2 separate regions of the Homo sapiens genome follow, and region 2 is linked to region 1. The links are chromatin loops, found by intact Hi-C in ENCODE. Cell type or tissue: heart right ventricle. All regions are shown on one strand. Links, peaks and the distances in the headings refer to the core of each region. The heading gives the core; the rest is flanking DNA. Region 1 holds the start of LOC107985833 (a long non-coding RNA gene). Region 2 overlaps MYO1B-AS1 (MYO1B antisense RNA 1).

Region 1 (16,365 bases), core at 6,666-9,165:
AAATTTTATTCTGTCTTTTTAAAAGACCAATTATTTAAATTTAAGAGAAGAGTATTTGAAAGGCCTTCACTTTAAAATTTACATAAGTAAAATATATACCCAAATCTGACCAATATGATAGCCAGAGGAAAACAAAACCCAAAGGCCTGCCAGGCATGGTGGCTCATGCCTGTAATTCGAGCACTTTGGGAGGCCGAGGCGGGCGGATCACCTGAGGTCAGCAGTTTGAGACCAGCCTGGCCAACAAGGTGAAACCCCATCTCCACTAAAAATACAAAAATTAGTCTGGCGTGGTGGCACATGCCTGTAGTCCCAGCTACTTGGGAGGCTGAGGCAGGAGAATCGCTTGAACCTGGGAAGTGGAGGTTGCAGTGAGCCAAGATTGCACCACTGCTCTACAGCATGGGCGAGTGAGACTTCGTCTCAAAAAAAAAAAAAAAAAAAAAAAAAAAAAGGAAAAAACCCAAAACAAACAAACAAAAACAAAATCCGAAGGTCTTTTTGCTTTAATATCTCACTTGCCCTGACCTCAAATCCCCAACATAAAATCCCTTTCTATGATGCAAATCTTCTGTCAGAAGGTGTGGACATACTGCACTAGAGTCAATCAAGCTGGGCTGCCCACATCTGAATCATGGGGTGCTTACTGAAAAACGCAGATCCTTGGGCCCCACCCAGCTCTACCGAGTCAGGACCACTATGTCTGTGTGGCCTGAGATTTGCATTTTCAGCAGAGTCAGCACTCTAAAGTGCTAATATTATACCATGAAAAATTAGGAAGGGCTAATTTATGAGTTCCCTTATAGAGGCCCCTTCAGGAAGGAGACAAAGAAGAGTTTTATAACGGGAGGGTAGGGGTGGTGGCAGGGGGCGATGGGCCTCAGGGAGAGTTCAGAGATGGAAAGGGGATCAAACATGGAAAAGATAGAAGGTGGAAGCTCTTGAAGAAAACTTCAGCGACTTAACTCCTTTGTCCAAGGCTAGACAGCCACAGAACTTCCTGGGGTGATAGAGCTCTGTACCCCACATCCCCAGGCTTTGGTGTCTCATGACACTGAACAGAACCCCAGCTACTACCTACATTAATTAACAACTGTGAGCCTCAGTTTTCCCATATGAACTGGGTATAAAGTAGAGTTTTGATGAGGATTAAAAGTAACTCAACCAGGAAGATAATTTAACATGATGGTTAAGGGTGTGGTTTTGGAGTTGGGCTTCCAGGCTTCATGTCCCAGCTCCAGCATTTACTACTTGTGTGACCTTGGCAGGTTATTTAAACTGTTTGCACCTCAGTTTCCTCATCTATTTACTGATGCTAAAAAAATTAATATATAGCCCTTTTTTATATAATAAAAAAATTAATATATAGCTAAAAAAATTAATATATAGCAGTTGGGGGGAGTAGGGGTTAAATGAGAAAATACATGTTACAAATCTGTAACAGTACCTAGCATATAATGAGCAAGTCAATAAATGTTACCACCTCTCATCATTATTTCATATATAAAGCAGCTGGCACCTGGTGGGAATTTAATAAATGATAGCTATTATTAGTAGAAATAATCACTCCTGGCTTCAAGACAGGCCAAAACCCTATTACATAATCCTGGCTGAGTCCCCATGCCTTGTTCGTAGTCTGTCATAACAGTGCCATTGAGGTTATTTGGGATAACATGTGGTTAGGACAGTTATTGTGCAGTGGTATATGCACATATAACTGAGCAGAGAGGTTTCTGAATGTTTTATGAAGGTGTGTGGGTGGAGGGGTCGAGTGCCCTGGGGAAGCTGCAGGAGCCTCTCTCCCTCCTTCTGCTTGGAGAACCTGGCAGCTGTCGCAACAGCAACAGCAGAGAGATGGACCTTTTGGAAAGTAATGGACACACTAGAAAAATATTTGAAAATCCATGACCTGTACTTATTTGATTCAAAGCCTATCATAGGAAAAGCCTATCACATTCCCTCAGGAATCTGTTGTTGTTATTTGCCTGCTCACCACAGCAAAGACTACTTCTTTTTCAAGACTTGAAACAATTATAATATATGTATATTTTTTTCTGATGGGCACTGTGTTTTAAGCTCTCTGTTCTTAAAATTTACAAATTTGTATTTGCTGCCCAGTTCTTTATTCTTTGTTGCCACATAAATCCTGCAATCTTGGTAGAAAAATAAAGAATACAGGAGAGCTGTTTGACCTTTGCTCCTTGCTGGGCATTGGTGTCATTTATAGTTATTAGAGTGGGGACAGAACGGAACTCATTGATGACTGAGCGGGTGGGGAGAGAAGGAGGAATGGCAAGCGGGGAAGGGAAAGGAGAGGGAGGAGAACACAGATTACTACAAGAATCTCATGTTGTGCTTTCACTTTGGGCAAGTATAACACTAGTAGTCCTTTGTGGGAGCTCGAAAAGGCACATGGGGGAAATAAGTCTCTGGAATAAACAGTATGACCTTGGCTGCATGGCTCTACTAACTTGGTTTTGCAGAACTGAGATAAATGGATACTAGTGAATTTGCATCAATTCCATTTAAGGCTTTAAAAAGACATATGGATAACATTATTGGCTACAGACCCTTAAGAAAACTAAGGTAAGTTCCTCTCAAGGCTCAAGCTAAGTCTTGTAGCGGGTAAAAATAGAAAGCCTTAGGCTGAAAAGCTGAAGGTCTCTATGTTACCATTGCTGAACCATTGGTTTACTGGGCAGTAGGGCTGGGGATCAATCTAAAAACCTGTCAAGCATGGTTCTTTTTAAAAATAAAACAAGGCCAGGTGCGGTGGCTCACGCCTATAATCCCAGCACTTTGGGAGGCTGAGACAGGTGGATCACTTGAGGTTAGGAGTTCAAGGCCAGCCTGGCCAACATGGTGAAACCCCATCTCACCTAAAACTACGAAAACTAACCTGGCATGGTGGTGTGCGCCTGTAATCCCAGCTACTAGGGAGGCTGAGGCAGGAGAATTGCTTGAACCCAGGCGGTGGAGGTTGCAGTGAGCCAAGATCGCACCACTGCACTCCAGCCTGGGTGACAGAGTGAGACTCCATCTAAAAATAAAATAAAAATAAATAAATAAACACATAAGTAAAACAGACAGCCTGCTTGTTCTCATGGAATACATGACAACAGTAAGCAAACGTAAAAATGCACAGCATAAACCACAAAAATTTTAATTAATAAAAAATGTAGTAAGAGAGGAAGTAAGAAGACTTGCTGTCAGTGTAAATATTCTAAAAACAGTGCTTCTTTAGATCAGGCTAAAATTAATGTCACTACTAAAGTTTCAGACAACTTAGTAATTTGGGCTAAGAAATATTTATTGAGCACCTACTTTGTGCTGGATACTGTGCTATACCATGGGTATATAGTGATAAACAAGGAGATAGAGGCTGGCTTCAATGTAAGGACCTTACACTCTAGTGGGAAAGATTAAAAAACAAACAAACAATGATGCAAATGCAGGACCCATAATGCAAGAGTACATGGCACTTAATAGGTGTCACTTTGGGAGCCCTCTACTGATAGCTACAGAGAGTGTAAGCTGTTTTCGAAGAATTAATGATCAGAGAGATCATCTTGAAGACAGCATTTAAGTTGGACCTTAAAGGAAGCTTAAAACTTCAACAAAGATGTGGAGGGGAAGTTCTTCTCAAATGAGGCACAGCAATGGTGGATACCTCTGCTTAGCTGGGCTGCAGGGTGTGTTTATGAGAGAAGTGAGATGCCAGCTGGTGTTACATTGAGTGGTTTGGACTTCATGGAGAAATACTGAGCCACCAATATTTTTGAGCAAGAAAGTGACGTGATCAAAGAGATAATTTAGGAAGCATAATCTGGTCGAGTTGGGCAGAAGGATTGTCAGGAAGGGGGTTGGAGGCTGGAGATCAAACAAAAGGGTGAAGTCAGAGGCTCAGTGGGAATGATCCAGTCCAAATAGGATATAATCCATTGAAACAGAAATGAAAGAAACTGTTAATAGTCAAGTTTTATGGTTTAGAAACTAAGATGTTAGTAAAGAAAGTATTTGATTACCAGCTTGACAGTGTCTAGGTAGCTTTGCTACATTCTGAGACTACAAACTGCTTGCTCCAATCAACTCAGTAAAAATAACTGCATTTCTAATATTTTTATTGTTCAACTAGATCCTCTGTGACAGCATCTAAGGGGAGCATAAACCAAAACCTAAAAATACATGCATACCATTTAGTCTGTTTTAGGAACATTTTTGTACTTGTGTGTGTGTGTGTGTGTGTGTGTGTATTCAGTAATTTCTGGGCGAGGAGCTTAGGTAGAACAAATCAATTTGAAAATGGCAATGTTAGCCTTGCCAAGGTTGGCTTTTTAAGAAGATTATGAACCATTATTTGGGAGGTTATTCTATTTTTTTTCCTGAAGTACAACTTCTTATTCCCGAGGAAAAATATTAAACATTCTGATAATGAATTATGTGACAGACGAGACTTACAGCAAGCTGTTCTGCAATTCGTGCCACAGGAGAGTGCTGTTACCTGTGAACAGTCTGACAGACTACAGGAAGAACTTGGCTTAAGTCTCTCAAAGAAAGAAAGAAAGAAAGAGAAATTGGAAAATGAAGTTTGAGATACTGGCTTTAACTTACGATAATAATGGGTATTCAAAATGGAAAAGAAAACTTGGAATTTTGAGAGGTGTGGAAGGGAGAGTTTAAGCATATGATACAGGCTACTTCAATATATATCATTCCTTATTCATTGATGCTGTTGTTCCCCTCTTTTCTCTACAAAGAGTTACAAACAAGAGAAAAATTAAAGAATTGACAACCAGGGCTTAGCCACTTGGTCATAGTCCATTGTGCGAGCATATGCTCCATATAATATTTATGAAGGATGATATTTGTAATTGGTAGGAAAATGATCTAGGGTGCTGCTATGAATTAGAAGGTGCATGTAATTAGGGATCTATTTCCCTGAGCAATTATCATTTTACAGGTAAAGGTCTGGTCTGTAATCTGAGGTCATTAACTCTTAAATACAATGCTGCTAAAGAAGTCTTCAGAGTTTTCACTCTCAAAGAGGCTGTCTTGAATCCTTCAATTTAAATACGGCTTTCCTCCCATTGTGCTCTTTTTTTTTCTTTTTTATGTGTCAGATGTACTCTCTTTTCTAGAAAAGAATTATCTATTACTCATACTATTTGCTTAACTCTCTCTTTTCCAGTTAGTTGATAAGTTTCATGAGGCTCTATATCTAGTCATCTAGCTGCGACCTCCTCTCTGAGCTTCATATTTCTTTTCTTTTCTTTTCTTTTTTTTTTTTTGAGACAGAGTTTTGTTCTTGTTGCCCAGGCTGGAGTGCAATGGCACAATCTTGGCTCTCCGCAACCTCCCCCTGCCGGGCTCAACAATTCTCCTGCCTCAGCCTCCCGAGTAGCTGGGATTATAGGCACCTGCCACCACGCCCGGCTAATTTTGTATTTTTAGTAGAGAAGGGGTTTCTCCATATTGGTCAGGCTGGTCTGGAACGCCCGATCTCAGGTGATCCGCCCGCCTCAGCCTCCCAAAGTGCTGTGATTATAGGTGTGAGCCACCACACCCGGCCTGAGCTTCATATTCTACATCCAGCTGCCAACTCAACTTTTCCACTTGGATATTTAATAATCACCTCAAATTTATCATGGCCCAAACAACCCCTCACCCCAAGCAAACCTGCCTCTCCCGCAGACTTCTCAGCTGCAAACCCAGTAGCCATCACTGACTGCTCTGTCCTTCACACGCTATGGCTAGCCCATCAAGAAAGAAGTCCCTGTCACTCCAACCTTCAAATATGCACTGAGTCTACCTGCTTCCCATCATTTCCACTGCTACAATCCTAGTACAACCACCATTTTATCTCTGCCATTACCTTTGCACTTGCCTCCTTGGCAGAGGGATACTTTAAAAGGGGAATCAGTTCAAACAGAGGGATACTTTAAAAGGGGAATCAGTTCAAACCATTTCCCTGCTTAAAAAACTCCAGTGGCTTCCTATTACAGTCAGAGTAAATTCTAAGCCCCTTACCCAGTCTGCCAAGACTCTGTGGTATCTGACAGCATCTGTCACTTTCTCCTTTATTCACTTCGGTGGGCCAGTTGTAATAGCCTTCTTTTAGATTCTTAGAGAAGCACAGAGCCCTTGCAAGCTTCTTTGTAGAACTTTCTCCAGATCTAGTCTGCCTTATTTGCCATAGTATCTCCAGTACTAGAAAGAGTGGCTAGAATGTGGGAGACACCAGGCCGGGCACGGTGGCTCACCCTGTAATCCCACCACTTTGGGAGGGTGAGGTGGGCGGATCACCTGTGGTCAGGAGTTCAAGACCAGCCTGACCAATGTGGAGAAACCCTGTCTCTACTAAAAATACAAAATTAGCCAGGCATGGTGGTGCATGCCTGTAATCCCAGCTACTCAGGAGGCTGAGGCAGGAGAATTGCTTGAACCCGGGAGGCAGAGGTTGCGGTGAGCCCAGATCACGCCATTGCACTCCAGCCTGGGCAACAAGAACAAAACTCCTTCTCAAAAAAAAAAAAAAAAAAATGTGGGGGACATCAGTACTTGTTGGCTAGAGGAATGAATAAAATTAGCATTGTGGAAGTCAAATATTATAGTCAAAGTATTATCAAGACCAGGGCAAATCCAGATCACCTAGAAAACTGAGAAAAATGGAAGAAGGAGATGTTATATATATGAGAAGAGATATATATATATGAGAAGGTTTATACAGAAGATATGTCTTAATATGATAGGAATCCATTGTATTCTAGAGATTATGTTATCATAAGAAACAATATACTAACAGTTTTCATAATTCTTTAATGATAATACTGAAACATTCCTTAAGACAAGAAGAGGTAATATTTAAAAGTACATTCTAAGTCCATTTGTGCCTGATTTTTGCGTAGACGACTCATAATAACAAGTATTTTGCATATAAATTTGAATGTGGGAAAAGTATAGGGGCATTGCAAATGAGAAATGTGACTATTCAGTGAACGTTTGAATGCGTACTGATGTAAATGGTGACAGCATACAAGACCACTTTCCAAATCAAGCCCCAAGTCAAATGCCTTTTTAAATGAAATTAAATGTAAACAAAATACTAGTTGCAATGTTGGACAACAAAATTATATAATTAATCTTCCACCTTAGGCTATTTCTTTGTCAATAGCACAATCTTCTACTCTTTCACAAAGGTCTGACAATTGACTTCTTCTATGGTTGAAGAAGGCCTGTTACCAAATGAGCAAGCCTATTTATTGTAGAATTTAATTCAACTTTCTTGCTTGCCCATTAAGAAACACATACAGAAAACTTTCATAAAGAAACCTTTTAACTTTTCTTCCCTAAGGATTGCTATTAAAAAGCACACCAAAGCAAGGAAGATTTGAGCTATTTTAAAATATGTAACCCATAGTAATGAATTAATTACCATATAATACTTAAAGCTTTGATTATTCGTACATGAGAGCTTCCATTATTAATGATTGCTTATGAAATTAATCTTTCTAATTTCCATTATGATTCAAATTAACTTGATTAGTTGGTCTCATGATTCACATTTCTATCAACCTCTACTTTTAATTTCTGAAGCATGAAATGACATAAAATGTCTTTGGGGGGAAAAGCACTTAAAATTAAGATTTTACTTTGATGTAGTAAGTAAATGAATTGAATTAGATGAATAGCAATTGAACTTTGTTTTCATTCACACACTGTCCTCTGGTGTTTAAATGTCTACATTGCATGTTAAAATGAGAACCCAAGATCAAATGCAAAAAGTTAATAGCTTCTTGCACTTAGGAAGGTCCGTTTAACTTTGTGTTTGGTCTAATAATTGTCTGCCCTATCAAGATTGTGAGTAAATGGATAAAAAATTCAAATGACTTGATAAAAACTAAGCTCAGTGCTTTCTAATAATACAAACTGCAGGTTTATAGAACATATATTTATGCTGACAGGATACAGACTACCTTTTTAAAAGTGCACATGGAGATTTCTTTTAAAGTGAAATCATTCAGTACTAAAGAGTTCACTTCATTTCCCCCCTACATTTTCTCACTTAAGACTCTTCACTAGAGGTTTTGACAAAGGAGAATTTAGTGATGGTCTAGTGCAGCCATCAGGAGCAATTAGGCCCTGAATCAGGGCTTCGTGCTCATTTTGGAATTCTGTAATCCTAGCAAATATTTCCCAATTGCTTTAATTTGATCATTTTTTCCAACACCTTCTCTCTCTTGATTTAAATTGAAACCAGAGTTAAAATTTTCTTAATGTTTTTTGTTTCAATTTAGTTTACAATTTATATATGTGTGTGTGTATATATACACACACACATATACACACATATACATATGTACATATAAATACACACACACACACACACACACACACACATATACCTTACATGTCTCATTTTAAATCTTTTGGATTGGCTGGAGTCTGGGCTTGTGGATTTCATTGTTTTTTAATTTTTTGAGCAGTCTTTTGCCCCATTGTCTTCTAAGTGATGACTGTAATCATGCTGCCTTTTCAAATGTCATGAATCTAATTTTATTTGTTTAGTAGAGTTGACTGAGGAAGCCTGGTGAGGTCCATGACCAGGGTCTGGAAAATGATAAATGTTAGCCTCAGGGAATTTATCATTTTATGACAATATGTTCACTGAGGGAAAGTCATTCCAAGTAATTAGCATGATGCCGTCAGGGAAAAGCTACTTTTTGAGAGCAATGATTTTTTTTTTGCAGGTAAACGTATTTATCTGAAGCTGGAAGAACACTTTCAGACATAATGGGAGCATTCCCTCATGGAGCATGAGGGTGGCCTAAATGACCTTGTAAGTGATTGTTGACACGAGGAGTCTGTGACCCAGAATATGGTTTTATAAATTTCCCACCGCAGGGCACTGATGAACGACACCCAGCAAAACCTGGACACGTGATCTCCAAAACATGGGAAATTTACGCTTGGAGTGATTTATGCCCAGGAAAATTAGGACTAGCAATCATTTGATGCTGGTTCTTGGAGGACCTTAAAGGATTTAAACACTGAAAAATGAATGCATCATACAGGTCACTGCCTCAATATATTACAGCCCTGAAAATTACACTGGGATGTTCTGTTTTTGAAGTCTCATGAGGGCAGAGGGCATCCCTGGCTTTGCCCACTATCAAATTCACTGCACCTAGCAAAATGTCTGGCATGTAATAAGCATTCAATAAACATTTGTTGGAGGACTGGATAGTGAAATTTGGCATGGTAAACCAAAACTATTCAGATTATAATATTTTAAACTTTCCACTATTGATTATCTATCTTTTGTCTGTCTGTCCATCCATCCATCCATCCATCCATCCATCCATCCATCCATCCTTATATCTAGAAAAAAGACTACTCTGAAATTTGTGAGAACTAATATGAATGGCTTCATTTTTTATAAATAAAGGACTTACACCGGTCAGGCGCAGTGGCTCATGCCTGTAATTCCAGCACTTTGGGAGGCCGAGGCGGGCAGATAGCTTGAGCTCAGAAGTTTGAGGCCAGCCTGGCCAACAGGGTGAAACCTTGACTCTACTAAAAACACAAAAATTAGCTGGGTGTGGTGTCTTAAGCCTGTAATTTCAGCTACTCAGGAGGCTGAGGCAGGAGAATCATTTGAACCCGGGAGGCAGTGTTTGCAGTGAGCTGAAATCGCTCCACTGCACTCTGGCATGGGTGACAGGGAGAGACTCCATCTCAAACAAACAAACAAGCAAGCAAACAAACAAACAAACAAAAAACTTACTAAAGTCTTTAGCTAAAGACTCAACAAAGAAGTTTAAGAACAATGCCTGCTGCCTGACTGGCATGGATGAAGTCACTGTGGCTTGAGGTCTGGTCCTCAGCTTGACAGATTCAGATCCTGGATTTTGTGGCTCAATTGCTGATGTTACTATTACCTCAAAAATTTGCTATTACTACCAATAATAGGTTTTTGTTTGTTTGTTTTTTTTTTTTTTTTTTTTTTTTTGAGACAGGATCTCACTCTGTCACCTAGACTAGAGGGCAGTGGTGTGACTGTAGCTCACTGTAACCTTGAATTCCTGGGCTCAAGTGATCCTCCTGCCTCAGCCTCCTGAATAGCTAGGACTACAGTTGCATGCTACCATGCCCGACTAATTTTTAAAAAATTATTTGTAGAGATGAGGTCTCACTGTGGTTACCCAGGCTGGTCATGAACTCCTGGCCTCAAGTGATTCTCCTGCCTTGGCCTCCCAAAATGCTGGGACTACAGATGTGAGCCACAATATCCACCTAATAGGTACCATTTATTAGGGGTTTAATAATCTGCCAGGCTCAGTGTCTTAAATCTATCACCTTATTTTATCCTCACAACAACTTCCTGTGATCAATTTTATCATTGCTATTTTTTTTTTTTTTTTTGAGATGGAGTTTCACTGTTGTTGCCCAGGCTGGAGTGCAATGGTGTGATCTTGGCTTACTGCAACCTCTGCCTCCCGGGTTCAAGCAATTCTCCAGCCTCAGCCTCCCAAGTAGCTGGGATTACAGGCATGTGCCACCATGCCTGGCTAATTTTGTATTTTTAGTAGAGATGGGGTTTCACCATGTTGGTCAGGCTGGCCTTGAACTCCTGACCTCAGGTGATCCTCCCACCTTGGCCTCCCAAAGTGCTGGGATTACAGGCATGAGCCACCGCACCCGGCCATCATTGCTCTCATTTTTATAGATGAAGAAACTGAAGTTCACAATGGTTAAGTAATTTGCTCTAAATTACACAGCTATACTGAAATAAAAACAAGAAAGCCAATCTTACAATAAAAAGAATAGAACTTAGGTATTACAATAAAGACATTTTAAGAAATACTTTCAATATAGTCAGAGAAAAAGAAACACCAATTCAAGGTTACAAAAATTGTAGTTTAGCTTAAATATCCAGTCTTCTCAGTGTGTCTCTGTGACTACAAACCCAAAAATCTACTTCATGAATGTGAAGCCCCGGTTCAGTGGCTACCTCTGCCTCTCGATAAGTCGTGGGATATTAACTGTTTCGGAAAAGGCAGCCCTGAATCTTCCTTCGCTACTGGAAGGCCACTGACTGCTTCCCTGTCACTGCTGTAACTTCTCAGTCCTTTATTCTGGCCAGACTGGGTATGGACCCCAATCTTTGATTAGCTTTAGCAACACTGTGGAGAGTAACATGAGTTGGATAATGTGGCTTGCCAGATACTGTTTGCATGCTTGAGCTTGGAGCCATCAGTAGGAATGTGGTGTAGATTCAGTCTGGGCCTGTCTCTTTGTTCAACTTTCCTTAACTCTTACTATTTAGGAGGACGCTAAGCACTCTAACCCCAGGCTTATTGTATTAGGAACCCCCTGGGTTTGGGTTCAAGTATCTTTATTTAAAAGCTTCCCTAAAAGACTCTTATTTTTTATTTTTTTATTTTTTAGACAGAGTCTCGCTCTGTCACCCAGGTTGGAGTACAGTGGCACAGTCTTGGCTCACTGCAACCTCCGCCTCCTGGATTCAAGTGATTCTCCAGCCTCAGCCTCCCAGTAGCTGGGATTGCAGGCGTGTGCCACCACGCCCAGCTAATTTTTATATTTTTTAGTAGAGATGGGGTTTCGCCATGTTGGCCAGGCTGGTCTCGAATTCCTGACCTCAGTTGATCTACCTGCCTCAGCCTCCCAAAGTGCTAGGATTACAGGCGTGAGCCTCCGCGCCTGGCCAAGAGACGATTATTCTAAGTGAGGTAACTCAGGAATGGAAAAACCAAACATCGTATCTTCTTGCTGTTATGTGGGAGCTAAGCTATGAGGATGCAAAAGTATAAGAATGATACAACGGACTTTGGGGACTTGGGGGCAAGGGTGGAAGGGGGACTATAAAAGACTACAAATGGGATACAGTGTATATTCCGTGGGTGATGGGTGTACCAAAATCTCACAAATCACCACTGAAGAACTTACTTATGTAACCAAATACCATCTGTACCCCAATAACCTATGGAAAAAAATTTTTCAGAAAAAAAAATGAAAGCTCCCTCAAGGATTCAGAGCAACTAGATTGTGGAAACACAAGTTAAAAACCTTGAAATCCAGGCCTGAAAGAGTGAGGTCAAGGGACAGAGTGGGGAGAGAGCAAAGGTGTCCCCTGCAACACCACCACCCCTGCCTAAGACATACCCAGTTACCTAACAGACACCTTCCTCTTTCTGTGATGACTGACACCAGGAGGCTCCCTCCCTCCAGGGAGACCAGACTAACCAAGACCTAAAGTCATCTTTACTCACAACACCATTCATACAAACACTTCTTTGGGAGAAAATCATACAATGACCGTCATCATAATAGTCACTGACCACTTACTCTGTGCCTGGCATAGTCTAAGTGCTTACAGATATTATCTCAATTAATAGACTATATATGTATCTATATTGATATATATGATTGTATACATAGATTATTATACAGAGATACACGGATTATGTAGATATAATAACTTATGTGAGGTCAGGGTAGGGTTTTGGGTAGGGAGAGAAGTTGTTTTGAGACACTAAATAATGAAAAATAACACTATTTCCTTGTTTGTTTCCTTTTTATGTGCCTCCCACTACACTTTGAGAATAGTGAGCTCAGGGACCATGTCTGTCTTACTCACTGCTCTATACCATGTGCATATTGCAGTGCACGGCACACTGGAGGCCCAAAGATATGTATCAAATGCATGAATAAAAGGGAACTAAAATGCTGATAAAAAGTGTACTTTTACACTGATAAAAAGTGTATTTTTTGTGAGAAAACCTAAATGGGAAACCAGATTACATTCAGATTCAGAGCAAAGAAGGTTATTTGGAAGATACTGTTGGCTGGTAGCACCACACAATGATGCCATCCATCTCTTTGACCATTTCTGCTAAGAGGGATTGTGATCAGCGCACCCTCTTTCCTGAACATAAATGTGTTTTTGTTTTGTTTTTAAATAACAACTTTATTTACATACTACACAATCTACCCCTTTAAATTGTACAATTCAGTGGTTTTAATATATTCACAAAGTGACACACCCATCACCACTCTCTAATTCCAGAACGTTTTCATCACCCCAAAAAGTACCCCTTAGCAGTCGCTTCTTATTTGCCCTTCCCCTCAGCCCTTGGCAACTACTAATCTCCTTATTGTCTCTATGGATTTGCCTATTTTGAACACTTCATATAAATAAAATTATATATGTTCTTTTTTGTCTGGCTTCTTTTTGAACTTAGCATAATGTGTTCCAGATTCATTCATGTTGCAGCATGAATCAGTACTCCATTTCTTTTTATTCCCATGTACTATTCCATCATATTGACATACTGCATGTTGTTTATCCACTCTTGAGTTGATGGACATTTGAGTTGTTTCCAATTTTCAGCTACCATGAATAGTGCTGCTAAGAACATTCATTCACATATGAGTTTTTGTGTGGACATGTATTTTCATTTCATTTCTAGACATGGAATTGCTGGGTCACATGTAAAACTATAGGAACTATCAGACTGTTTGGTAGAGTGCCTACATCTTCTTAACAATCCCATCAGCAATGTATGAGTGTCCAATTTCTCCACATACTTTTTTTTTTTTTTTTTTTTGAGACAGAGTTTCGGTCTTGCCACCCAGGCTGGAGTGCAACGCCATGATCTCCGCTCACTGCAACCTCTGCCTCCCGGGTTCAAGCAATACTCCTGCCTCAGCCTCCCAAGTAGCTGGGATTACAGGCATATGCCACCACGCCCAGCTAATTTTTGTATTTTTACTAGAGATGGGGTTTTGCCATGTTGGCCAGGCTGGTCTCAAACTCCTGACCTTAAGTGATCCGCCCACCTCAGCCTCCCAAAGTGCTTGGATTACAGGCATGAGCCACCTTGCCCAGCCACCATATACTCTTCATTACTTGTTATTATCTTTTTAATTTCAGCCATCCTAGTGGTATCTCATAGTGGTTTTATTTACATTTCTCTAATAAGTAATGGCATTGAACATCTTTTCATGTGATTATTGGCCACTTATATCTTCTTTGAAAAAACATCTATTAAATCTTTCATCCTTGGCCAGGCGTGGTGGCTCACCCTGTAATCTCAGCACTCTGGGAGGCCGAGGCAGGCAGATCATGAGGTCAGGAGTTCGAGGCCAGCCTGGCCAACATGGTGAAACCCCGTATCTACTAAAAATACAAAAAATTAGCCGGGCATGGTGGTGGACACCTGTAATCCCAGCTACTTGGGAGGCTGAGGCAGCAGAATCACTTGAACCCGGGAGGTGGAGGTTGCAGTGAGCCAAGATCGTGCCATTGCACTCCAGCCCGAGCGACAGTGCAAGACTCTGTCTCAAAAAAAAGTCCTTCATCCATTTTGTAGTTGTATTATTTGTCTTTTTATTGTTGAGTTGTAAGTGTTCCTTATATATTCTGAATGCGTTATTGAGTTTATGATTGCAAATACTTTTCCCCATCTTATGCATTGTCTTTTCACTTTCTTGGTGGTATCCTTTGAAGCATGAAAGTTTTAAATTTTGATGGTGTCAAATTAATTAAGCTTTTCTACTGTTACTTGTACTTTTGGTATTGTTCTTAAGAAACCATTGCCTAATCCAAAGTCAAAAAAATTTACGCTTATGTTTTCTTTGGAAAGTTGTATCATTTTAGCTTGTACATTTAGGCCTATGATTGATTTTGAGTAGATTTTTATATATGGTATAAACAAAAGTGGTTAAACTCACGGAATTCTTTCTTGCTGAAACTTCCAGGCTCAAAGTGGACCTTTTTTTTTTTTTCTTTTTTTCAGTTTACCTGATCTTTCTTCAGATCTGCAAATCTCTTTTACAAAGTCTTAATTACTCAATTTCTTTGTTCTGCTCTTCTGGTATGTTGACAGAGAAGTAGGCTGATTACTTCTGGAGATTGATAACTATGTTCATCATGTGTTGACTCTTTGAGAGAAAATGTAGTTCCAGGTTCTTTGGGGTGGGGTTAAGGGTGGGATGATCTAACAATAATGGTTTCCTATATGCTTACCATATAGAACAGATGGTTTCAAACTTTTGGGTATGGTGAGAGTTTGTAAGTTTGTAATGGTAGAATATATAGCTTTGCCTGAACTAAATTGAAAGCTATAACCAAGAAAATAAATATCTTGGTAGCTCTTCACTTTTTGGGATCTTAGAATAAAATTTGGTCTTAATGTTAACTCAAAGTTGTGGCTGAAGTTTAACAGGACAGCATTTAACATTTGCAGAAATGTGTCTGCTTTCTAACTAGGTTACAAATTTGCTCTTGAGGATAACTCAAGGTGAAGACTTGCAGGTCTGGGCTTCCCCAGGCCCTTTGGTGGCAAAGATAAGCCATGAGCTCTTGTTAATTGGTCCCTGGATTTTAATCTTCAGATATAGAAGCCAACAGTTCATTGCAGAGAATTCTCATTTGGCAACTGAGTTTTCCCAAGTCAACAAAGCATAAGGTCATTAGTTCTCAGAAGATAGCACATCTATTTAATGAAGTCTTATTTGTTGGAAGTGGCTAGAGATCAGGGCCCAAATGAGCTTTTTTTCTTTTTTCTTTTTCTTTTTTTGAGATGGAATCTTACTCTGTCGCTCAGGCTGGAGAGCAGTGGTGTGATCTTGGCTCACTGCAACCTCCGCCTCCGGGTGCAAGCAATTCTCTGCCTCAGCCTCTCGAACAGCTGGGATTACAGGCACCCGCCACCACGGCCGGCTAATTTTTTGTATTTTTAGTAGAGTTGGGGTTTCACCATCTTGGCCAGGCTGGTTTTGAACTCCTGACCTCGTGATCCACCTGCCTCAGCCTCCCAAAGTGCTGGGATTACAGGCGTGAGCCACCGTGCCCAGCCAAATGAACTCATTTTCTAATCACTATACTTGACTAACACACAATGGCATGGTGGTTTTCCCTAGGTCTAACAATCAGTGAGAAGAATACATTTTTTTTCCAACTAGCATTAAAAATAAGTTTTCCAAACTGAAGAGAAGACTTCTGCCATCATTATTTTATGTTGCAGTATCCATATTTGTGTTCTCATTAAAAAATTCTTGTTGTCCTCTCTTACATAAACAGAGATGAATACATTCAAAGCAGGAGTATGCAACAAGATACATGGTTCAGAACATAGGAACTGAAAAACACAGTTTTGATGGATCGTTGCTACATCTGGTTATAGACAACTGATTCACAATTAATTGGGCCATGGAGCAAAGTGAGATTATATCTAGAAAATTTTCAACCCTTATTTTAATTCGTCACTTAATTTTAAAAATTTCAGCTTGTGCGTGGATTTGCCATAAAACCAATGATGCAAAAGCTTCATTTGCCATAGC
Region 2 (16,365 bases), core at 8,150-10,649, 290 kb before region 1:
TCAAGATGGCTTAACCTACTAGCTGAGGATTTTGTGTGTATTTTCTTGTAACCCTATGGCCTTTCTTCCATTTTGCAGCTAGACGATGGGCCATCCACTGGCTCAGAGAAAAAAAAGAAGTGTTTCTCTGACTTGAGTTCAAATATATAAAGCCTACAGGGAACAAGGCATTCTCAGGAGAAGTTAGTAGATTTGAGAGGATACGCAATGACGCAGGAACAAGATTTCCCACTGCAAAGGATCATTTGATGGGTCAAGAGTAGTAAGTGTCCCTGACTATCAGAGGGGAAATAAAAACCATGAGCTGCTGGTTTGTTTTGGCTGGGAGACAACAGTAATCTCAGGAGGGAAGTAGAGATTGCTGCCCCTAGTTGCACAGAGAGCTTGAAGAGGCTTCAAGATGTCAGAATAGAAATGGCTATGGGGTGTGGCTATGGAGTTTGTCTAGATGCATGGGCCTGAGGCTGCCTCACAGAGTGCCCCCAGCCCAACTTGATGTGCATCTAGGGAATGATTCCTGTATGCTCATGAAGAACACAGAATTGCTGAAGGCCCTTGGATAGCCCCTCAAACCCCACCCCAGGCCCAGTGACATGCTGGGGCCTCAGGAAGAACTTTGTCAGCAAGGACAGTCACTGGACCAGAAGGAGCCCTTTGGATGGGTGCAAGGCCCATCCAAGCAGCAGTCTGAGTAGTTCAATCCCTGCAGGCCAATGGGACAACAGATCTCAGTAGATGCCAACTTGGATACCTGTCTATTTTTCCTAGCATTTGATCCCCTCAAACTTAGGCCTGACACCATGGAAAAAGAGAGAGGGAGGTCTTTAAATTGCCTAGGATTACATTTCTGCCACTCAGATGAATCTAAACCTGATATGAATTGTAGACATTCACTATTTTCTGTATTAAAGAAATGCACCTTTTTAAAATTAGAAATGGACTCATATTTCTTGCCCACTTGAGTCTGTGGACAGAGATTAACATTCTACACACATATTGCTAGTTATTTTTTCCTGCATTCATGTCTGGTCTCCAGAGCTAGACTGCAAGATATTCAAGGCTCCAGAGTAGCCCTCTTTTCTTTCTACTAAGCACTTTGTACATAACAAGACACATTTTGAGAGAAATCCTATGGAATAGGATGTGAATAATTGTTTTGTTTATACATTATTAACTAGAACATCAGTTCAAGGGTTTCTCAGCTCTGATTTCATTTATAAGTTGTACAGTTTTCCCCAAGTATTCATTTTTCACATTAAGAAATAAATATTGTCAAGCACCACCACAGGCAAGGTCTTACTTCTACCTCTTCCTGGGGATGTAGTCCTTGTCCTCAGGGAACTTGTTATTGGAGATGTAGACAAGTTGTAGCTGATTGCATTGAACATGCATTGAGTTTAGGACAACACCTAGGAGGTTTTGTTGCCTGTTTTGAAATACATGGATAATCTGATTGCAAAAGTGATAAATGTTTAATTGAGAACACTTGCAAAATATAGAAGTAAACAATTGTACCCATAAACTCAGAACCTGTAAAATTAGAAATAATCAATGTTAACATTTTGGTGTATATCATTATATATGCCTCATAAAAGTGTATCATGATCTATTGGAATTTGTTATTTAAAGAAATCCCTGATATACTACAGTGAATGAGTGTGTGTGTGTCTGTGTGTGTGATTTTCATTTTCTCCTGAAAATGGGAAGATGTTATTATTAGAGTTTCACTGACCAAGTGTATACCATGACCAAATATAGTACACAGGTGAAATAAACTTGAAAATGTATTGCAATTAAAAAAGGTTGAAATTCAGGTTTCTGGCAGCTGGGTAGGGAGGGAAACCAAATAAAATATATACTTGAATCTGATCCGTGATATATCCATGAAAATAGTTCTGTTGATTAACTCAAATGTCACATCCTCACTGACGATCTCCTATAGTCCCTCAGGCAGAATTAGCCAGCTAGTCCTTCAGTGCTCCCAAATATTTGTGCTATCTGTATACAATAATATATTCATTATTTTAATAAAATAATATATATTATTATTTATATGTAATATTTAAGGGAAGAAGAGTAGTGTTATGATTAAGAACATAGATTTTGGATTTAAACAGCTGAAGTCTAATTCCAGCCCTGCCAGCCAGCTATGTGACCTTGGACAAATTATTTAGCCTTTCTGAACCCATTTCCTCATCTGTGAAACAGTAATAATAACACCTACTTTATGGAGTTGCTGTGAGAGCAAAGTAGGACAGTATTTGTAAAGTGCTGACCCACCCCAAGACAGAAAGTCAATAAATAATAAGTGTAATTACTATTATTACAGAACTTGCCATATTGCATTTCAATGACGGGTTTAGGAATGACTCCCTCTTTGGACTGTGAACACCTAGACAGCAGGCCCTGGATCCTGGCCTCTGTCTTTCCTAGCAGAGTAGCTCATAAACAGTAAGCAATCACAGGTGTTTGCTGGAAGATACAATAGCTATGGAAAGTGCCAGACCAAATGCTTCCCCCACCCCCAGAGTCTTGTATAATTACTGAGCTATCTAGAACAAATTCTAACAGCAAAATATTAATTCTTACAATCAACATTATAGAAGGTCATTTCTATTTTTAACACAAACTAATATTTACTGAGCACTTAATATGTGCCAGGTTTTGTTCCAGGGCTTTACGTTTTATTTAAACTACTTTATGAAGTGGATATTGCATCTTCTTTAACAGATTGGGATACTGAGGCCCAGAGAGGGTGCTGTGAACTCTGTGATTCCTGAGATTTTGTTAAGGTAAAGTCCTGGCTCTTTGTCCTTTCCTTTAACTACCGAGGCAGGAGGTGAGGTAGAAAAGCAACCATATATTTTTTTTTTTCTTTAGTAAAACATTTTGCAGAGCATCTCTCTTTTCTTTTCTGGAAAAACAAACAAAAGAAATTCTTGCTTCACTCATAATTTTACCCCTGCTGAGGGTTCCAAATGAGGTCCCTGGAAGGATTTCTCTCCTGCAGAGCCCTGTTCAAGGATGCAAATGAAGGTTACTGTACTCCACTGAGAGTCAGAACCATCCCAAGCAGTAACTATTTTTATTGAGAGGGATTTGAAATAGGCTTTTAATACAACATTAAAAATACATAATTCAAATCTCATCTGTGTGCATGAAAACAATGAAATCACCTGTGAAACCATAACATTATCAATAAGCTAAATAAAATTGAGAGTAGAGGACATTAAGAATTTAAAAACAAACTTGCTCTCAAAGAGAATATTTTATCCCATATGATCCATACTGCTATGTTCATGACATTTATCAATTATTGTCCATGTTGCCTACATGAGTGAAAGATATGTTTTTAAAATTAGAAAAGCCTTGGAATTACTTCAAGTAAGCTGATTGGAATCCTTCCAGATTCCACATGTGTTCCTATTGACCAGAAGTCTTCTGCCTTGGGAAAGTATTTTTATTTCCCTCTGCCGTTCTAGATGTCCTACAAAGACCTGTATTAGGATGGGAAGCATTTTCTGAATCCCAAAGGAGTCCCCCCATTTGCCTGAAAGAGACAGCTAAACCATGTGTTGAGAGAGGCCATTCAAGAAGATGATGTCTCAGAATAATTTTTTCAAACATTCTATGCATACTTTCTTCATTCAGAGTAACAGTTGCCATATGATAGATAAAATGTGGTTCTAAAGCGCATCATATCATTTTTCTTCTTCATACATCACAAAAGATGCAAAAAAATAAAAATGTCCCGTTTAAGAGAACAACTGCCTGGTACCTAGCCTATTTATTCTTTAAAATGTTTTCTTAAAGTTTACCTCCAGAATTAGACACAGAAACAGCAGAGGCCACTACACTGGCTTGAGATCAATTGCTACTCTTCTCTGGGAAAGTAAATTAATTAAAAGGAAGTGGGGAAAGACTAGGTCCTTGAAATATGAATTCTGCCTGATTTTCACTAACATTCCTGTAACAATAATAACCTAAAACACATTAAGTAGAAAAACTACTTCCATCTAGTGAAAGTATCTTCTGATGTACTAATAAGAATTATATGTGAACTATATGGTAAATTTTTAGGCCAATTAATCATAAAGGTAGTTGGTGCCTGCTCAGGAGTGCTTTCTGTAGTAAAACAGGCAGCCCTTCCCTGGAAAAATACTTTGAGAAATACTAACATTGTGGAACTTTGTTCTGGAACTGAGAACAGGATTTCTCCGGCTGCAACTTTTGGAGGGAGATGATGTTTGAAGGGACGAAATGAGAAGTGGAGTGCACTAAGAATGGCAGGTAATGCCTTCATTACACGCAAATAGTAGGCACTCATTAGATGTTTGATGAATTACATGTTGGAGAATGTTACTAGCGTTGTGTTTAGAGCCATTAGGGATACTCCAGAAGTAATGAGAATCATTTAATTCCCTTAGCTGTGAGTTTATCACTTCTTTCCTTCATTCATTTCATAAGTATTTATTGATGCTTACCATGTGCCAGGGTCCATCCCTGGGGCTGAGAATACACTATGAACGTCACGGACACTGGAGCTTATGGAGCCGACAGGCTAAAAGGTAGAGAGAAACAGGCCAGGCGTGGTGGCTCATGCCTGTAATCCCAGCAATTTGGGAGGCTGAGGCAGGTGGATCACTTGAGATCAGGAGTTCGAGACCAGCTCGGCCTATGTGGTGAAACCCTGTCTCTACCAAAAATATAAAAAATTAGCTGGGCGTGGTGGCAGGTGCCTGTAATCCCAGATACTCAGAAAGCTGAGGCAGGAGAATTGCTTGAACCTGGGAGGTGGAGGTTGCAGTAAGCCAAGATGGCGCCATGCACTCCACCCCGGGCAACACAGCAAGACTCCGTCTCAAAAAAAAAAAAAAAAAAAAAGGTAGAGAGGAGCAAAACAAAACAAAAAAGCACAATCATAAGCTAGTCAATAACCACAAGTAGTACAAATCTTCCTGGCTCTGGTCCTGTCTGCACTGAGATTAGGACCTGCACAATGTGAGAAGCAACAAAGAAGGCTTCTCTTGGGAGCTCTGCCCACCCTGTTCCCTGTCTTATGGGGCTGACCGGCCCAACCTTCAACATCTGAAGCACTCAGTTAAAAAATGAGATTTAGAAGAGGACCACAGCACTGGGTGCGGGAGGGGGGGGACCTGTCAGGATAATAAACACATGTTTTATGCTTCTGTTGAAAATACTCATTTAGGTGTATTAGGTTTTAGTTATACTTGGCCATATCTGCTATCAGAATAATCAGACAATTTAAAGTGAATTGGTTTCCTTGAGAACAATGGATTTATGACTGGTTCTGTAGAACAGTGATGATCATACAGTTCTCCTGACTTTCCTCTCTCCCCTCCTCCCCACCCTTTATCATCACTCTCCTCTGTTTTGCCTTATATAGTTTAGTGAAAAAACAAAGTCTGGAGTCGACATTTTCAATAAGCTTAGCCCATCTTATTCTCAGATATAGATAACTTCCACTTCATTTGTGGTTCTGTTAAAAGGGTGCCGTATTCCTCTAATTTTCTATGTTAAAGTGTAATAATTTGCTTTTGATATATAAGGTTTCTTTACCATGCAGAAGGAGGAAGCTTAAGTTTGGCTGCATCTATTCCCTGTGGTCCTGGTTAGGCATGCCCTTTGGGTATTATATATGTATGTTGAGGGAAGTCCCCGAGCAAGGGATTGCTTGAAACACTCTGAAGAGGTTTAAAATTAATTTTAACATTGCACCACATATTGGAGGACATAGGACATACTTTTTTTTTTTTTTTTTTGAGACAGGATCTCACTCTTTCACCCAGGCTGGAGTGCAGTGGCACCATCTCAGCTCACTGCAACCTCTGCCACCCCAAGATGATTAAAATCAGATGCCTAAAATCTGACTTTAGGCATTAGATTTTAAATGTCTGTGCTGTTGAACTGGAATTCACACTTAGGATTCAGATGTTTGGATATTATTGCACAGCCTGTGTTGAACCTATTTTGCAAGTGGATCCATTGTTGCATGTGTGAACCATTGTTACCTCTCCTATTAACCGGTGTGACCAGATCCTGAAGAACATGGGTATGGGATGGAGCCAATCTGGCAGCACTTGGGGATGGCTTGCTTATTCCTTGTTACTCCCCTGGGCAGGATCATGCAGAGTCGGATGATAGCAGAAAAGCCAGGCAGCTGTAGGAGAGCAATGCCAGGTGGCCCAGTTCCATGCCAGACAGGCGGAAGAAATGCTGTTGGAGCACACTAGGGTACAACTCCAGGCCACACAACGTAGGCGTGGCAGGCCGGAGAACACCAAGAGCAACAGACTTCTCAATTAGAAAGGAGGTGGCTCTTGTGAAAGAAATGTGTCTGTTTGTCTGTGAATTAATAATCAGGACAGAATGTCAGTTGTTACAATCAAAAGCTGTGGCTCAAATTAAAGAAAGGCCTTCACACAATGTAGAAAGAAGACTTTTGACACTTACTAAAGTGCATTGTTAACATGGCCCCTAGAATAAAATACCTCTGCTGGGCACAGTGGCTCATGCCTCTAATCCCAGCACTTTAGGAGGCCGAGGCAGGTGGATCACCTGAGGTCAGGATTTCGAGACCAGCCTGGCCAACATGGTGAAACCTCGTCTCTACTAAAAATACAAAAAAATTAGCTGGGCATGGTGAGAGGCGTCTGTAATCCCATCTACTCGGGAGGCTGAGGCAGGAGAACTGCTTGAACCTGGGAGGCGGAGGTTGCAGTGAGCCGAGATGGCACCATTGCACTCCGGGCTTGGGTGACAGAGTGAGACTCTGTCTCAAAACAAAACAAAATAAAAGAATAAAATGTCTATACACTCTGAAGAGATTTAAAATTAATTTTAACATTGCACCAAATATTGGAGGACATAAGATGTATTCACCTTTTTATAAAATTTTTTTGAGACAGGGTCTCACTTGTTTGCCCAGGCTGGAATGCAGTGGCACAATCTCAGCTCACTGCAACCTCTGCCTCCCTGGTTCAAGTTATCCTTCCACCTCAGCCCTGCAAGTAGCTAGGACCAAAGATGCTCACCACCATGCCTGGCTAATGTTTGTATATTTTGTAGAGATGGGGTTTCACCATGTTCCCCAGGCTGGTCTCGAGCTCCTGAGCTCAAGCGATCTGCCCACCTCAGCCTCCCAAAGTGCTGGGATTACACCGTGCCTGGCCATATTCACCTTTTAACTGCATATTCCTGTCATTTTTTAAAATTCCAGCGTTCTGTGATACAGTAGTTATCTAATGATTGTCTGGATGGTTCTGTCTCAGGGTCTCTCATGAGCCTGCATTTGAGCCCTGGACTGGGGGTGCAGTCATTTGAACGTTTGTCTGAATGCTTCTGAGATGGCTCACTTAACACGGCTGCTGGCAGGAGGCCTCAGTTCCGTACCACATGAACGTCTCCAAGGGTTGCCTTAGTATCTTCACAACATGGCGTCTGGTTTTTCCCAGAACAAGTGATCCAAAGAGCCAGAAGCCACCATGTGTTTTATTACTAATCATGAAGACACACACACACACCACCACTTCTGTCATATTTTAGAAGTGAGTCATTAGGCTAGCCCACACTTAAGTGATGGGTGGGAATTAGGTTCTATCTTTTGGAGGAAAAACTGTTGAAGAATTTGTGGACACATTTTAAAACCTCCACATATAGTATTCATCTAGGATGTCAGGAAATGTGGTGTAGTCAAGACTGGGTACAAGAATTATGAGACCCAGAGCAAAATAAAAACGCAGGACCCCTCTTTAAGAGTTTCCAGACAGTGGTAACAGAGCATTAATCCAAGTGTGGGTCTTTTGAGGCATTGGGCCCCGTGCTATGGCCCAGGTGCCACCCCAAGAAGCCAGCTCTAGCTATAGTGGTTAAGGGCATGAGCTTTGAAATTACGAGTTTGAGTCCCAGCATACAAATTTGAGTCCCACTGCATACAAATTATGTAACTCTTGGGAAATTAATCTAGCTGAAACTCAACTTCCATTTCTCTAAAAGGGGTATGATTAATTTATCTATCACTTCGGATTCTTGTGAGCATTAAATGAAGTCAGTATTGTGCCTGGCTTATTATTGTAGGCATTTAATAACTTGTCAATATTATAATGATTACCTTTAAGGAGCTTTAGTGGTAGAGAAGAAAAAAGGATTGAACTGATAACTCAGATTGGTGATTTAGCGGATTATCATAAACTCCTTAAAGTGGGAATAGCACCTTGTGCTCTCTGCAGTACCAACATCTCTTTGAATTAGCATGGATTCATGCATTCATGAATTTGAAAAATATGGCCTGCAAGCTACAACGAAAATGGCTAAGAAGATGTATTTCAGAAATGGCACATTTTCAGCATTCTAAAAGGTAGGACCAAAGCGACTATTTTAAGAAAATCCACATAAGAAGATCAATATTTCATTGGCTGTTGTAATATTAGGCATTTATCAGCACATTAGAAATGGTTGCCATGAACTACTTTCTATTAATAACTTGGTTGAGACTGAATATTAAACGGGAAACTTCTCATAGCAATATTCTCTTTGGGTGGCTCAAACAACAAAAACAAAAACTATTCCTGGATGAAGTCTTCATACTGGCAAAATTATTTCATGAAACACTTTATAGCTTCAGACAGGCCTCTGCTTCCTTTCTTATGCTGCTGAGCACAGCTCAGTAAAAGCCAGCAACAATCCTATGTCATTTGTACAAACTCCTCAGCCACAGCTCAGGTATGCCAGGGCGGGCGCTCTAGCAATCCCACTTTGAAGGTTCTATTTCAAACCAGATAACTGGCCTTTTAAAAGTTGATTGTTTTCATAAGGACTTTCTTCTATTAAGCTCTTAACCAAAGCATATTGCTGGGCCAAGACATCTTTAATCATCTGGCAAAATCCCATGCACCAGCCCATGAAGTAGAGTCCATGGAACCCAGGAAGTATAGTATGGGCTTTGAATTACTACTGACCTGCTGGGAGAGTTAATGCAGGTTCCAAAGGTGCTGCACCTGCCTCTTCTGAAAAGATGGTCTCATCAAAGATTTGAGTAAGGAAAGCAGGCAGAGGTGCTGGTTATTTATCTGGATGAGCAGCCAAACAGGAAACATTAAGAAATATAGCAAGAGTTGGGTTCTTTTCACAAACACATTAACATCAGAAAAATAAACAAGCCAACTTAAGTGTGATTAGAGGTTTTTTTCCCCCTTAACTCTAGGCGGCGTTGTGTTCTTAGCAATAGTCTTCTTTTTCTCAAAGAACTTTATTTATTCCCCAATCCAAAATTAGTTCCTTAATTTGAAACAGCCATAAACAAACATTACTAAAGAAATCCCTTGGGCTCTTTTCTCCCACACCCTATCCCCCCACACACATTTTTTCTGCTGCTTTGTTTGTTCTCAGTTCTTTTTCCCTTTGTGCTGAACAGAAGGGCCTGCAGTGATTTGGCTTTCTGAAATCCCTTCATAAGTTTCTTGAAAGATATTTAAATTCCATTTTGACAGGAGAGAATTAAATTCACATTAATTTCCATCAATAATGAATTCAATCTAAACAAACTTCAGTAACATCAAATTACGGATTTTAGTTCTCTACTGGTTCCTAAGGTTGCTTGCAGCTCTCTAATTCTTTTATCGGCCTATTCTAGCCTACTGCTGTTCCTGGAGTATGAATGGAGCCTCTAATCAGAGCAGCTGTCCCAGCAACCTTGGAGAGATTCCCTTGCACCTTTTCCTCCACTACTCCTCTTCTCATTTTCTTCTTTATTTTCAATCTTTGCCAACCCCCTTTTTCCTCCCTGTCTTTCTTTGTTTCACCTCCATTTCCCACTCCATATCAATGAAGAATCCCATAGTGATTTGGCTTTCCTCTTCAAACCCATCCCAACATCATCTTCATAAAAGGGAATGTGCTGGTGATGTCCCTGGTTGCTCTGGCCTTTCCCCTGCTCTGCTGTCTATCACAGGGGACTGCATTTTCCAGTTCCCTTGCCCTCTGGCTTCCACATAGGCTGAACCAAAGGGAAGCATAAACAGAAGACTGGAGAGTGGGAAGAGGGAGGAAGCCAGGGAATTTCACCTCCTCTCTGCCTGTTTTGATGGTGTCTCTGGCAGTGGCTGCTTCTCCTCTATGATTTTAGCTGCTGGCGAACAGCCCCTCCCTTCATTGTCTCAGCATCTGTCAGGAATGCCCCGCACTGTGCTTCTGACTTCTCCTATCTTCCAGGCTTTGGTAACACCATCTTCTCCCTGAGTTTCTCCAGCCCTGGGGGAGTTAGTGGCTTCTGACTGTTGTTATTCTTTCTGTTACCCCACTTCTTAATTCCTGGGTTCTGCTTCTTCCATCACAGGTATGACAAGTTCTTGGCCAGGCATGGTGGTTCATGCCTGTAATCCCAGCAATCTGGGAGGCTGAGGCGGGAGGATTGCTCGAGCCCAAGAGTTTGAGACCAGCCTACGCAACAAAGTGAGACCCTGTCTCTACAAAAAACTAAAAAATTATCCAGGTGTGGTGGCGTACATCTGTAGTCCCAGCTACTTGGGAGGCTGAGGTGGGAGGATTGCTTGGGCCAAGGAGGTTGAGGCTGCAGTGGGCTGTGATTGTGCCATTGCACTCCAGCCTGGGCAACAGAGCGAGACCCTGTTTCAAAACCAAACCAAACCAAACCAAACAAACCAAAAACACCAAAAAACAAGTTCCTGCATTAAACCCGTTTGAGACACCTACAGTGGTTTCTGTTTTCTTAATTGGGCCCTGACCAAAATAGGGGGTTCAAGATTACAAAAACATCTCAGATAACAGTTTTCTAGAGCGGAACGCTGGACAGCATTACTTTATTAATTTGCAAGTCACTTTCCCTTTCACTCCCATCTGAGTGGGCACGTCCTGTCTGCTTCGCACCAATGCTTCTGTACTCCAGTAATGTGTTTTTCATCATCACATGTCCAATAATTTTGAATCTCACCTGATAGCAGCATCCCCTGGCTTATAAATGTGGGAAATATTTGCTATGGAGGAGTGATTTGTAGCATTTTGTGAGTCAAAGGCCTTTTGGGAGAATCTAAGGGATGGTCAAAATGCTTTCCGCAGAGAAAAATGCACACGTACCATGATTGTGAGTGAGCCTGTGTACATCTATGTGTGTTTATGTGGTGCATACACACGCAACCACACACACTTTGGCATAAAGCTTGTCAATCCCAGATTCAGAACCCTACCCCTACCATGTATGGTCCTTGGCCATATAATATTCTTCTATCCTCATTCAGGATGCCCTGGGTGGTGCCTATTATGTAACTACAGTTTTATAAATAACTTAATTTCTTCTAGTTTACCTCCTTTTAAGTGATGAATTAAACTTCAAAACATGAAGTCTATCAGACACTATTTTTGTGTCAGACACTTTGGACTCACCCTAAGGAAGATAGTTCCATGTTTTACTTGTGTAAAAAGATGTCTCTATAGTGATATTGAAGGATTCTGTATGTGAAACTGTAATTTCCTCCTGCTGTTTTAAGATATTCCTCTTTCTTATTGGCACCACATGAGATAAAGTTCGGTGACTGGGGCAGAGATTTATGAAGTGTTATTGTTGAATATATGTGTATGTTGCTTTCCTGTGGTGAAAGACCCATAACCCAAGACTTCCATTTTGGGATTGATTTGGGGCCTAGTGTAACATGTATGCTGTAATAAGCCATGGCAGATGCTGTCTATTTACTTCCTGCTGTCCCATGTGGGTTTCAGAGTGGATAATTTTGCTCATTCTTTTGGCCTTTGCTGTGGCTTGTCAAAAACTGGACTCATGTTCATAACTCTGAGAAGTGCTCAGCTGTGAAATAAGTACTGAAAAGATGAAATACAATTGATCCTGAGTCATTGTGATCATTCAAGCCCATGTAAGCAAGAAATAAGTATTTAAAGTGTCCCAATAAATCTTCTCTTTGAGCTTAAACATTTAGAAATTTAGAATACTTATAGACTGATTTCTGCAGGAAAATTAAGAAAAACATATGTGTTGGCTCTGAAGTAGAGATAGAAGTTATTATGAAACATTAGTGATAAGTTGAGTGGGGTCAGCCTAGTGCATCTGTTTCTGCAGAAGTGGGAATTCTTTAGCATCAAGGTATGAGAGTGTATAGCAGAAGTACAGGAGATGTCAATTAATCACTGTCTAGAAATAAAAAATCAGCTTTATTTTAAACAGTGTAGCTATTTGTTATATTTTTGCTTTTTACAACTATTATGCAAAAATTATTGGGGTTTGCTATAAGAAGATGGGGCAATCTTTCAAAGTGAGTGATAACAGCTATGAAGGAGCCATGAAAGAAGATACTGGAAACACTTGGTATTCATTCATTTGTGCACACATGCATACATGCATGCATGCAACAAGCATTATTGAGTGCCCACTATATTCCAGGACTTAGGTTACACACAGCATTGGAAAATAAATAGACATGATTCTGCCCTCAAGTTTGTCTCAGTGTAGTGAAAGAGACTGATAATTGAATAGGTAGTTTGATCATGGTGTGATATACTCCATGATGTAGGCAACAGAATTTTATCAGAGCACTGAATAAGTGCTCTTTTCTTGTTTGGGGGATCAGAAGACCTTTTCAGAGGAGGTAATGTTTTCTGTCTCAACTAAAAATACAAAAAAAAAATTAGCTGGGTATGATGGTACACACCTGTAATCCCAGCTACTCAGGAGGCTGAGGCAGGAGAATCGCATGAACCCCGGAGGCGGAGGTTGCAGTGAGCCGAGATCATGCCACTGCACTCCAGCGTGGGTGACACAGAGAGACCCCATCTCAAAAATAAATAATAAATAAATAAATAAATAAGAAAGAAAAAGAAAAAGAAGGCAGTAGGATGCCAAGTGTCAGAGGAGTCAAATGCTACGAGGACCCAAAACTGCCTTTAAGATGTGGCAACTGGTGGGGCGCGGTGGCTCATACCTGTAATCCCAGCAGTTTGGGAGGCTGAAGTGGGAGGATCACTTGAGCCCAGGAGTTCAAGACCAGGCTGGGCATAGGGAGACTTCCTCCCTACAAAAAATAAAATTAGCCGCCAGATATGGTGGCGTGTGCCTGTAGTCCCAGCTACTTGGGAAGCTGAGGCGGGAGGATAGCTTGATTCTGGGGTTGTACCACTGCACTGTACACAAAAAGCCTTGGTGACAGAGTGAGACCTCATCTCAAGAAAAAAAGAGAAAAAGAAAAAAGAAACGATGTGGCAACTGACAGATGATCACTGCAGACCTTGGCAAAATCAGTTTTAATGTAGTCATAAGAGCAAAGGACTGGGGTGTGAAAGTGAAGTGAGAAAGTAGACAGAAACCATATACTAAACTTTAAAAAACTTGACTGCTGGGTAGAGAGCTGTTAAGATACAGGCTTCTTTTTCAATAAACATACAAATTTCACTTTGTCACCCCTAAATTCTGATCAGATAGAGCCCCCTTCTCCCAGAAGATCATAGCTCAAATTTCTGGATACTTCCACCTACCAAACTGATTTCTTAAAACTTTACTTATTTATATTATAAAAGCAATCTTTTTTTCCCAAAAATATATTTATCATATAGTATACTATAAAGCGTCATCCAATACTTAAGACTTTGATATGCCCATCACACACTGAGGTTACTAATGAAGATAGAGTTCACCTGGACATCTCAGTGATAGGGGTAGGAGGGGGTATAATCTTTAAGTTCCAGAATTTATTTCAAAGGCAAGAAGTTATGGATAAACTATTGAACAGAAACCAGGTAGAACTATGTTGTTTGCAATAGCAACTAGCTTAGGAAACAGCTGGTTTGGAGTTTGAAGATTTCATATGTATTGGTTTGGGCTGCTATAATCAAAATACCATAGGCGGGGTGACTTAAACAATGTTTATTTCTCATGGTTTTGGAGACTGAGAAGTCCAAGATTAAGTCATTGACAGATCTGGTGTCCAGTGAGGGCTTGCTTCCTGGTTGGTAGGCAGCCACCTTCTTGCTATATCCTCACGTGGCTGAGAGAGTGAACGTTGGTTTTTCTCTTCTTATAAGGAAACTACTCCCATAATGGGGGTTCTACCTAATCACCTCCCAAAAGTCCTACCTTCTAATACCATCCCACTGGGGGTTAGTGTTTCAACATATGAATTTTGAGAGGACATAAACATGCAGTCCATAACACCATATATAAATCCTCACATATATGTAGTGGGCCAGCCATTTTTGAAGGCTCTAGCAGATACATGCACCACCCCCTCCCCCATCTCTATCAGCTCTACCTAAAATCTTGACTTTATTCTCTTTTTTGCATTAAGGCAAGCTCATCAAACTGGCCCAAGGATCTTGGATGCATCGCCCTTGGCAGATTGTGTTTCTTCTTTGAAATTCTCCTTTGAAGTGGCCCTCATTGCCAACCACCAAGCCTGCAATGGGGAGACTTCCCCCAGTACTCCTACCGATGCCTCCCACCCTGCCTACTACCTTGGACACATGACTTCATGATATGGAAAGAAGAATCTCTTCTGGAAAAGAGTGCAATAAAGAAATCCAAGGACCTGCACTCAAAGCAAATGTTCTCCGTGGGTGATTAGTATAAACCCTCATTCAGCATAAGTTGGTTATTAGATTTGCCAGTCTCTAACATGACCTAACGGGAAAAATCACCAAGTACTGAAATGTTCTGATGGAAGGGTATTAGAAAAAACCACTCAAGCAATATTTATTTATTTATGTTTTCAGTTGGGCCAATTCAGAAAAACAAAAATTTGCAGGCCACATATTTTGTCCAAGATGAAAATAGCTTTATTATTTTTTCCTGATTATAAAAATAATACTCATTTATTATTACAAAACTTGAAAGTTATTTGTATGAAAAGAAGTAAATATAGCTTGAAATCTGAAAGTTCATAGTGGGCCACAGTTTAAAAGGCAATTCAAGTAGTTTCTTTTTTATTTGATTGGCTAGAAAAGTGTTGATGAGTGACTTTTAGTTACTAAATTTTGAATATTTGAAATTCAATATTTAAATGTTTGAAAAAGAGGACCATAAAGGCCGTTTTCTAATCTTTTACTCAGAATTGAAATCCTGGATTGTGCTGTAGCCCTTGAGCCCCAGGTTGCACATTACTGATTTAAAAACACTTGGAACGACACGAGAGGTCAAGAGGGCTGGTGAGGCCTGGGGGAGCCTGGAAGCAGCATCAGGGTCCTCGTTGCCTTGGGACTGGGGGGACGTTACAAAGGAACAGGGAGTATATCCAAGAAGACAAAGACCTGAAGCTAGACCCTACCTTCTAGGAAGTCACAGACCATGACCGTCATGTTTACCATCTTGTTGTAGTGACAGGGCTAGCACAGGACTAAATAGATACTCAGTAAATACTTCTTGATTTAGGACAAATTTTATCTACTTCACTCTTTGGCCCTGGGGTAGTGGTGCCTGATTACAAGTCACTAGAATGGAAGAAGTCCTCAGGAATACTCAGTAAATACTTCTTGATGTAGGACAAATTTCATCTACTTCACTCTTTGGCCCTGGGGTAGTGGTGCCTGATCACAAGTCACTAGAATGGAAGAAGTCCTCAGGGTTGAGACTGTTATATGTCTGATAATCTAGAACAATTACAACACCCATCAAAGTTACCCAGTGGGACTAAAAGTATTTAGGCACCAAGGAACTTATGTACCAAAAATAAAGAGATTCTTCTTCCCCTGCCCAGGGTAAACCTTCAGGGTGATAGCTGCTTTTGACTGATAAAGATTTATAAGGCAAACTATAAAATTATAAAACATGATTTTCAATTTAATGAAACTGTGGACTTGAAGAAACATGCAGGTCTTTGAAGGAACCCCTCAGGGAGTAGATAAGAGTTTTGAAGAGACTAGGAACGAATGACTTTTTGAAGCAATTTATAGACCCAATGGCCCTGAGGGGAAAACGTTTGGGGCCTATGTGCTGTGTCAAGATTATCTCAGGTCCAGACTCAAGATCTATGGGAACTTTGTAGCACTCCCAGTCACTGAGAGGGGGGCTGGGGACAGATGAGGTTGGGGCCTGGCAAGAGGGCCCATAAGAATGTAAGACAAGCTTCTGCTCTCTTCTCTTACTCATATTGGCATGAATGGGTTTCAGGAAAAATACCCAGAGTATAGCATGTGTCTAATGGGAAGGATTATGCAGGCATCTTTATTTAGCAAAGGCCATGCTTGTCTTGGGGAGTTGGGTTGCTTGTCAACACCCTGACCTCCATGGTATGAGTCTTCCTCTGCATGAGATGGGCTGTGCTTTGGTGCTACTCTCTATAAACTTTTTCCAGCTTTATTCAAAGTTTAAGAACATCATTCCTGCAACTCCAT

What was found. Hi-C counts contacts between places; a loop is a spot of excess contacts. Peaks named below come from ENCODE experiments on the same cell type or tissue, not always from the same donor. Only the 100,000 strongest peaks of a DNase experiment are listed, where the experiment ranks them.
Region 2: a loop joins it to region 1, with 4 times the contacts of the local background. A loop is called at or near these places in 14 of 110 quality-filtered maps.

The regions. Positions count from the first base shown.
Region 1 is chr2:191,514,078-191,530,442 of GRCh38, forward strand. LOC107985833 (a long non-coding RNA gene) reads left to right here and starts at 2,515. Exons shown (of 3, transcript XR_001739229.1): 1 at 2,515-2,586; 2 at 8,748-8,836. In heart right ventricle, for the core only: CTCF peaks have their summits at 7,736 (motif pointing left) and 7,938; no DNase peak of the experiment used is centred there.
Region 2 is chr2:191,222,889-191,239,253 of GRCh38, forward strand. MYO1B-AS1 (MYO1B antisense RNA 1) reads right to left here. Exons shown (of 4, transcript NR_186085.1): 3 at 8,979-9,089; 4 at 6,277-6,366. Among named protein-coding and RNA genes, the nearest start is that of MYO1B, 14 kb to the right of the region's middle. In heart right ventricle, for the core only: a CTCF peak has its summit at 9,217; no DNase peak of the experiment used is centred there; H3K27ac peaks cover 2,349 bases.